2 separate regions of the Homo sapiens genome follow, and region 1 is linked to region 2. A link is an interaction called in ENCODE POLR2A ChIA-PET data of the cell type or tissue named here. Cell type or tissue: PC-9. All regions are shown on one strand. Each heading gives the region's core, and the rest is flanking DNA. Links, peaks and the distances in the headings are about the cores only.

The links. ChIA-PET counts read pairs that join two places held together with the same protein. Peaks named below come from ENCODE experiments on the same cell type or tissue, not always from the same donor. Only the 100,000 strongest peaks of a DNase experiment are listed, where the experiment ranks them.
Region 1: POLR2A ChIA-PET joins it to region 2 with 9 read pairs; 2 of 35 experiments call an interaction of 5 or more read pairs at or near these places.

Annotation. Positions count from the first base shown.
Region 1 is chr3:171,790,023-171,794,422 of GRCh38, reverse strand. All of the region lies in intron 1 of PLD1 (phospholipase D1), which reads left to right. Among named protein-coding and RNA genes, the nearest start is that of PLD1, 18 kb to the left of the region's middle. In PC-9, for the core only: no CTCF peak of the experiment used is centred there; DNase peaks (open chromatin) are centred at 1,704, 2,552 and 4,142; H3K27ac peaks cover 2,086 bases.
Region 2 is chr3:172,237,175-172,241,574 of GRCh38, reverse strand. The region is part of intron 4 of FNDC3B (fibronectin type III domain containing 3B); the gene reads right to left. It also overlaps the pseudogene RN7SL141P. Among named protein-coding and RNA genes, the nearest start is that of FNDC3B, 200 kb to the right of the region's middle. In PC-9, for the core only: no CTCF peak of the experiment used is centred there; no DNase peak of the experiment used is centred there; H3K27ac peaks cover 1,848 bases.

The DNA of each region.
Region 1 (4,400 bases), core at 155-4,154, 450 kb after region 2:
CCCTCATCCAAGGGGGATATGCCCCAAGACCCCCAATGGATGCCTGACATCTCAAACAGTACTGAACCCTATACACGCTATGATTTTTTTCCCTATACATACATACCTATGATAAAATGTAATATATAAATTAGGTACAGTAAGAGATTAACAATAACTAATAACAAAATAGAAGAGTTATAATGGTATACTATAATAAAAATTATGTGAATGTGATCTCTCTTTTTCTCTCTCTCTCAAAATATCTTATTGTACAGTACTTTTCTTTTTTTTTTTTTGAGATGGATTCTTGCTCCCCTCGTGTAGGCTGGAGTGCAGTGGCACGATCTCGGCTCACCGCAACCTCCACCTCCCAGGTTCAAGCGATTCTCCTTCCTCAGCCTCCCGAGTAGCTGGGATTATAGGCGTGTGCCACCACGCCCGGCTAATTTTTATATTTTTAGTAGAGACGGGGTTTTGCCATGTTGGCCAGGCTGGTCTCAAACTCATGATCTCAGGTTATCCATGCGCCTCGGCCTCCGAAAATGCTGCGATTATAGGCGTGAGCCACCACTCCCAGCCCCTTCTTGTGATGATGTGAGATGATAAAATGCCTGTGTGAAGATGAAGTGAGGCGAATAACCTAGGCAGTGTGACATAAGTGGAAAACGCCAGAAATAAACAATTCATGTTATAAATTGTGCACCATTCTGAGTAGTGTGATGAAATCTTGCACTCCTCCATTCCATCCTGCCAGCATTGCCAGTCACTCGGTGGCCATCTCTGTGATCAGATTAACAGTGGTTTTATCAGTATCATAGGGCTTATGTTCAAGTAACTGTATTTTACTTAATAATGGCTACAAAGTGCAAAAGTAGCGATATAATATTTTTGGACCATGGTTGACTGCAGGTAACTGAAATTTTAGTTACATGAAACCACAGATAAGGGGGGACTGCACTACACATAAAATAGGCATAAGTAACCTCAAGACAATAGACATTATTAAAATATAGAAAAGTAATAAAGAAGTGATAAATGGAGAACTTTTGCTTTAATATAATTTATTGTAAGTTTATATAATTTAATTTTTAGTAACTTCAATTTTTAATATTTTAATTTTTAATGATTTATGTGTTTAACAACTGACTCACAAAATTGCTGAAAATTTCCCAATCTTGATGAAAATTTCCCAGTCTGCTCTCAGGAGCCTATATGAGCCAGCCCAGAATACCACTGGAGTTATAATTTTAGAAGATTACCTTGGTAGCAATCTGTAGAAATGTTTTGTAGGGGAGCTACAGTAGGGATCAAAAGTGGAGACAGATTACGAAATGTCTTCAGACCCTGCCAGCATGAGGGTTCAAATGATGTCTAGTCAGTGGAGATCACGCAAATTTCACTGGTTTGTGTTCCCACGTGGATCCGTAGGACCTTCAATGCAAGTCTCCTTCAGGTATTCCTGGTGGTATCTTGGCATTGTCTCACATGTGTTTTGAGAGCCCCACTTCCTTGGGGAGTCTTCCGCTTTGGCTTCCTTGTTGATGACCGTGGGCCAAAGGGCTTTGTGTGTGAGGCTCCACCTCAGCCATAGCTGGTGTCCTCCTGAAGAGGATTTATGCCAAAAGGAGTCACATGCCAGGACTTGTTTTTTTCAAGTTTGCAAATCTGGGGGGAGGGTGGGGCTCTAGAAAGATGCTGGAACCTGGTATGTGCCCTGCAGAAATGTCCTTGACTCCTTTTGTCACCAGGAGCCTAAATTTACTGTGTTTCTCTGTGACTCACAGAGGCAGGGGGAAAGACAATCCTCTCCACTTCTTCCTGCAGCTACTTGCTCCATCAGCCTCAGCCAGTCTGGGGCTGGGCAGGGAAACAGGCCCTCTTCCTTCTCCTGGTTTGTCCCCTGGTTTGCTCAGCGAGACCTTCGTGTCTGAGGGCCCCCTTCTCACCTTGCAGATCAGCTGGTGTGGTACTGAATGCCTGATGGATGGCCAGGGGCCCCTGATCCATCTGCATTCCCAGAATATAAGAATCTCATTTGGGGCCACCCAGCCCCCACTACTCTTAGTATATGAAATAAGGTGGAATAGATAAGAGGATGGAACTGGCCCCTGGGTGCATGATGGGGCCAATAACGGAGGTACAGGGTGCATATGTGGCTGGGCTGTGAGACAGGGAAAGAGGATGGAATTGAGATGCAAGGTAGAAAAGCATGACTATGTTCAGTTTGGGACTTGATGAAATAGATACTGGTAGGACAGTTCACTAGGCACTGGGCCTTCAGGAGAAAGAGAAGAAAGGAATGGTGGCATTGGGAGTAGTAAAGCTGTGGGTATGAATGAGTATCTATGAGACTCACCTCCCTGTGAGGACATAGAATGAGGAGACACAGTCTACAGGTAGACTAGGTCGAGTTCAGAAGCCTGAAGAACACCAGTGTTTAAGGGATGGTGTTGGGAAAGGGAGCCAGGCCAGCCAGAGAGGAATGTTCCGGAACTCTGAAAGGAAGGAAATGGCAGGAACAAAGGAGCTGGGGCACAACAGTGGTGACTCACACTGGGAACACTTCGGCCCATTGTGTTTATGCTTATAGTTTCCCAAGTTTATCTTTTCAGGGTTATGATTACGTTAACCTCACCTCCCTCCCTCCCTCTAAAACAAAACAAAAAAAAAGGAGTGAAAGACTCTTCAGTATTATGAATGGCCCCAGGTGAGGAAGACATCTGACACGTTTATATCATGTCAATACTTCGATCCAGCCTTTTACAGTCAGTGTGAGGAGAAAACACATTTACTTGAAGCTAAAGGAATAGGAAGTGTCAGCTTTTTCCTGTTTGATGTTTCTTGTTGTGTTTTCCATATTAATCACTTCATTTTCCCCTTGGTCACAGGCCTGATATTTTTTTCCCTACACATGTCAGCTGCCTAGTGTGTCAGGCAGTTTTTCACCGTGATATAGAGACACAATAGAGCTGGAGCTGGCAAGGTGACTGCCAGAAATGTGTGTCACTCTTGATGGTTATGTTCACGAGCATCCAGAAAGCCCAGTGCTCCTGAACTGAATTATAGGCTTTGAAATGACCATGTGGTTTGCATTCGGCAAAAAAATATACCCCAGACATGTGCAAGGGTTGTTGGTTTGGGGAAAATTAGATGACTCCAACATGAAAAGACAGAGCCTATCTAAAGAGATAGGCTAGTGTGAGGTTTTTTTACAGCACAAATCTGTTGAATAAGTGGATTTGGATGTAACCACAGGCTTGCCATATGAAATTCTATTCCATGGGAATTAAAGTTTGTGGCTTTGTGAAGGCATTTGTTGCAGACTATGAAAAGTTCTCATATTCTTTTGCCAAAACACAGAAACATGGAGAAATACGAAAAAGCTTTTACTGTGGCTGTCTCCTCTAATCCTCTTAAACACTTAATGTGTCCTATGTACATAGCAGTGAAATTAAATACAGCTATTCCTGATAACGTAGCAACTTAGATGTAAAAGTCTACTGCTAAGGGAATAGGAAGACTAAAGAAAACAATTCTTATATCAGTTAGGAATTGTGTTTCACTACAAGTATCAGAGCCCCCAGGTAGTGGCTTTATTTCTCATGTATAAACAGTCCAGAAGTAGTCCGTTGGGAGCTGGCATGACGGCTCTAGAAGTCATCAGTCTCTAGAGCTCTCCAATCTGCCACCTCCAGGATGTGGCCCTTGTCTGAGATGGCTGCTGGGGCTCTCAACATCATATTTACATTACAGACAGAGAATAGAGGAAGAGGAGCATGCCAGCTTCCTTTGCAGGCCCTGTCTCATAATTCCAGTACTCCCAATTACATCTCATTGGCCAGAGCTTAGTAACATAGCCACACCTCACTGTGCATCTCTAAATTATCATAAATCTCATTTTTTGAAAAATTAACTCACAATCTTCTCTTCTCCTGGCCATTATTGCAAGAGATTGGGAGAGAGCTAGTACAAGAGTGAGATTCTTTAGTGTCTTTCTGGGTGATTCCACGCCAAGAGGTCTTCCTCTGTGTCCTCACAACAGTAATAACCGTAACATCATGAATCAGTCAGGGTTTACCAGAGATGCAGACTTAGTAGGTTACATGCATTAAGGGATTTATTACAAGGAATTGGCTTCCTCAATTGTGGGACTGGCTAAACAAGCTTGAAATCCACAGGGCAACCAGTCAGGCAGGTAGACCATGAGCAGGCTGGATCCCTGTGAGTGGAGCTGAAGCTTGGAGTCTCTGAATCCAGGGAGGGCCTAAGCCCTCTTTTAAAGGACTTTCAGCTGATTACCTCAGTTCTACTCAGGATAATCTCCCTTTTGACTAACTAAAATCAACTGATTACATACCTTACATCTGCAAAATCCCTTCACAGCAGCAGTAGATTAGTACTTGATTGAATAACTAGGT
Region 2 (4,400 bases), core at 265-4,264:
TTTTTTTTTTTGCTGCCATCCATGTAAGATGTGACTTGCTTTTCCTTGCCTTCTACCATGATTGTGAGGCATCCCAAGCCATGTGGAACTGTAAGTCTGATTAAACCTTTTTCCTATGTAAATTGCCCAATCTTGTGAATGTCTTTATTAGCAGCTTGAAAATGGAAAATACAATGGCCATTTACAAGCCAAGGTGAGAAGCCTTAGAAGAAACCAACTAATCCTGCTGACACCTTGATCTTGGACTTCCAACCTCTAGAATTGTAAGAAAATAAATTTCTCTTGTGTAAACTATCCAGTCTGTGGTATTCTGTTATGGTAGCCCTACTAAACTAATACACCCCCTTAGATTACAAAGGCTCAATCCAGCACTTTCTTCTACCTTAAGTTCTACAAGCCTTGCCTGATTTAAAACAAACAAACAAAAACTCTCTTTTAAAAAGTGATACGTTTAGCCTCTGTGAACAAACACTGAGCCATCTTGCTCAGGCTAATGAAGAAATCTGGCCTGATGGCTAATAGAAGCCAGGCTGATTCTTTATCATGTCTGTTTTATCCAGCTTAGTACACGTTTACAAAAAATCTTCTACGTGCCTAGTATTCTTGCTATCCTGTGGCCTAGAAACAAGCATAAGTGGCTAGAGAATAAGGCACAAAATGTGCAACGGAGAGAATCTTTGTCTTATACTAGTGTTCTTATAAATATGACCAAGAGAATCATCAAAACAAAATGAAACAGCCTGGGGATAACAGCAAGATGGAGGGTTCCCAGGAGCAGCACAGGATGGGAGATGGAAAAGGACATCAGTCAGTGCCTGTGGTCTGTCAGCTGCTTGACATGGGCCATCTCATTCAACTTCCTTAACACTTGAGAATTAGGTATTGGCATCCCTGCTTTAGATGAAGAAAACCAAGGCACAGCATGATTAAATTGTGCAACTGGTATGCTGCAGAACCAAGATTTTTCATACTGGTGTGTACATCAAAGTTTTCATTATGTAGAAAATTATACAGAAGCTGTATATTGAGAAGTAAATAGGTAAACAATCAACTGTTGAGAATTAGGATACCTGAGTTATTAAGAGATGTGAAAAGGATTCAGGATACAACTAATACTTATTGAATACTGCTATGCTTTTAATACCCTCTACCAGAAAGGAGTTAGGTAGAGTTCAAGTTCTTAGAACAGTACCTGATACATAATGTAACAAAATCTTACTCATCAATTACTACTATTAATGTTACCACTCCACTAAATCCTGCCAACAATCCTGTGAGGCACATACAGTTACAGTTATCCCCATTTTAGAAATAAGAATGATGCTTAGGGAAGTGAAGGTAATACACTCAAGGACACGGAACTGGGTAAAGGAGGATCAATTTTGTGTATAAGAACTAAAATGGGGCTGAGCGCGGTGGCTCACGCCTGTAATCCCAGCACTCTGGGAGGCCGAGGTGGGCAGGACACAAGGTCAGGAGATCAAGACCATCCTGGCTAACACGGTGAAACCCCATCTCTACTAAAAATACAAAAAAATATTAGCCAGGCATGGTGGCGGGAGCCTGTAGTCCCAGCTGCTCGGGAGGCTGAGGCAGGAGGATGGTGTGAACCCAGGAGGCGGAGCTTGCAGTGAGCCAAGATCGCGTCACTGCATTCCAGCCTGGGTGACAGAGTAAGACTCCATCCCAAAAAAAAAAAAAAAAAAAAAAAAAAAAAAGAACTAAAATGGATCTCCTAAAAACATTTATATTTTTTTGAGGGTTGTTGTTATTTGCTTTTTTTCTTTTTTTTTTTTTTTGTCTTAGCTAACAGAAAAGATAGTTCCTCTTACTGAATTGAAATGCTTCAAAGGAATTTTAATAAACTCCTCACTTCCTGAAGCTCTTTCCTTCTACTCTTGTTGGACTACAAGCCACAAGAATCAAAAGAGAAGCTTGAAAGGCAGGAGGCAAAAGAAAAAATTAAAAAGGCTTCCCCAGATGGCCCAGGATGATCCAGGAAATGGGCAGATTCTGCACGTGGACACATATGAACCCACAAACATACGTAGTGTGATGTGCTGGCAGCCAGTTTGCCAGGGTGGCAGAAAACACTGGGTGAGTTGCCTGGACACAGAAAACTGGGACCAAATGAGTCTGTGAAAGTCAGGCTCAGGCTGAATTTCTTATTGCTGCCAACATGCCTAAAGTGGGATCCCAGGTCATTCCAGGAAGAGAAGATGTCTCAGATAAAAGTGAGCATGCGAACAATGAACAAAGAGAAGAACAAGGCTGGTCAATATAAACAAGCTGCATGGACTCAGGGGATGGGTAGGCAGAATCCAGGATTCTCCCAAGCAGGCTGGTGCTCACCTCTCCCCTCTCCACTCAGCACCTCTATCCTGTAGCTTGGACTACACATCTGTCTCTCCCACCCAGCTGCAAGTCCCTCAGAAGCAACTGGGCACACAGAAGACTTTCAGTAAATGTTGGTTAAATGAGTAAATGAATAAGAAAGCAAGCCAAAATAAAAAAAAAAAAATAAATTAATTATATCTGCTTAGATTTGGTATCTGCCAAGAATATTAGCACGTCATTATTAAAACTTTTCTCCATAACTCTGGTAAATAGCTGACATCCTATTCTAAAATCTCAGAAAATCTGAATCCAGTTAATTTTATATCTATCATTCCTGATCTTCTTATTTTAAATAAGCATGATTTTATCACAAACATTTATACAGAAAGATCAAACATCTCCAGTGTAAGTTCTACTTTAATCCTATAGGAGGCTGAGCAGTTTTATTTTGCTCACCAATCAGGAGTACAAATGCATCGGTACTCACTTTCCCAATTTGCACTAACTCTTCCCTCTGCATTTTCTAATATGGTAGATAATATAAAAAAGGAAAGGCAAGCTTGTTCTTCAGGTAGGGTAGAGATTTGAAACGTAAGGTCTGTACCCACCCTAGCCAATCCCCCTTGTGCTGCCAACTCTCACCACCATCACCCAAGTACCATAAGAAGAAAGAAAAATTAGGATAAAGGAATGTTCTAGGGCAACAAAAGAGTTTTATAGTACTAAGTGGTCAAACATTTTATTTTATAGATTAAGCTACTTGACTTAAAAATGTCAGTAGAGGGCTGACTGTGGTGGTTCATGACTGTAATCTCTGTACTTCAGGAGGCCAAGGCGGGCGACTGCTTGAACCCAGTAGTTCAAGACCAGACTGGGCAACGTGGCAAAACCTTATCTCTATAAAAAATACAAAAATTTGCTGGGTGTGCTGGCACGGTCCTGTCATCCCAGCTACCTGGGAGGATGATGTGGGAGGATCACTTGAGCAAGGGAGGTCATGCCACTGCACTCCACCTGGGTGACAGAGCAAGATCCTGTCTCAAAAATAAAAATCAAAAATTAAAAAATGGTGGAAGAATTGAATATATTACCCTAATCTCCAGACTTCCTTTTCTGTTTTCAAATCTAAAGATTAAAAGTGTGGTTGAAAACATCAAACTACTTTTCAAGCTCATTTCTCTTCACATCTGTAAATGGCTAATAGTGATGAAATAATATTTGATATTTGCAAACTTTCATTATCATTCTAGGTTTCGGACCAGCTCCTTTTGCCACAGAACATGATTATTGTTGTCTTCAAAAGGAAAAATAAGTGACTGGTGATGTTTCTAAAAGCCCTTTAAATAATAACAAAAAAAGATTATCCTGCAGAGTACTTACAGCTTGATAACAGATATCCTCTTCTGAATCAGGAAAAAGAAGAAGTTCCTTGAAAACTACAATTGTCTGTCTCAAACAGTTCTTGCCAGTGATTAAGTCTAAACACCTAATTTTGTCTGTTTTATAGGTGATCAAAATGAAGGTTTTCGCTAATCAGTTAATTCATGAACAAAAAGTCCCCAGAGTTTTTATGAGCACTCTCATTTATGTCTAGAAATCTGAAATTTCCCATCCCATTGGTGCTTTATTTTTCTTTTTTAAGAGATAGGGTCTCACTGTGTTGCCCAGGCTGGAGTGTGATGGCTATTCATGGGCATGTTCCCAGTACTGATCAGCATAGGAGTTTTGACCTGCTACATTTCTGACCTGGGCCAATTCACCCCTCCTTAGGCAACCTGGTGGTCCCCAGCTCTCAGGAGGTCACCCCATTAATGCTGAACTTAGTGCGACCACCCTGTCAGCATAGTGTGATACAGCCCAATACTCCTGGGCTCAAGCAATCCTCCGGCCTGTAAGGCACACACTGCCCAGCTGGTGCTTAATTTTTAACCCACACACCAACTGCAGGCAATAGGTAAGGTACAGACTGAGGGGAGAAGGGTTAGCTCCAGTTAACAAATCAAGTGTTGCTGTTCAGGAGAATCACAGCTGAAGGTACTGAAGGTACTGGTGCTTGTCTTCAG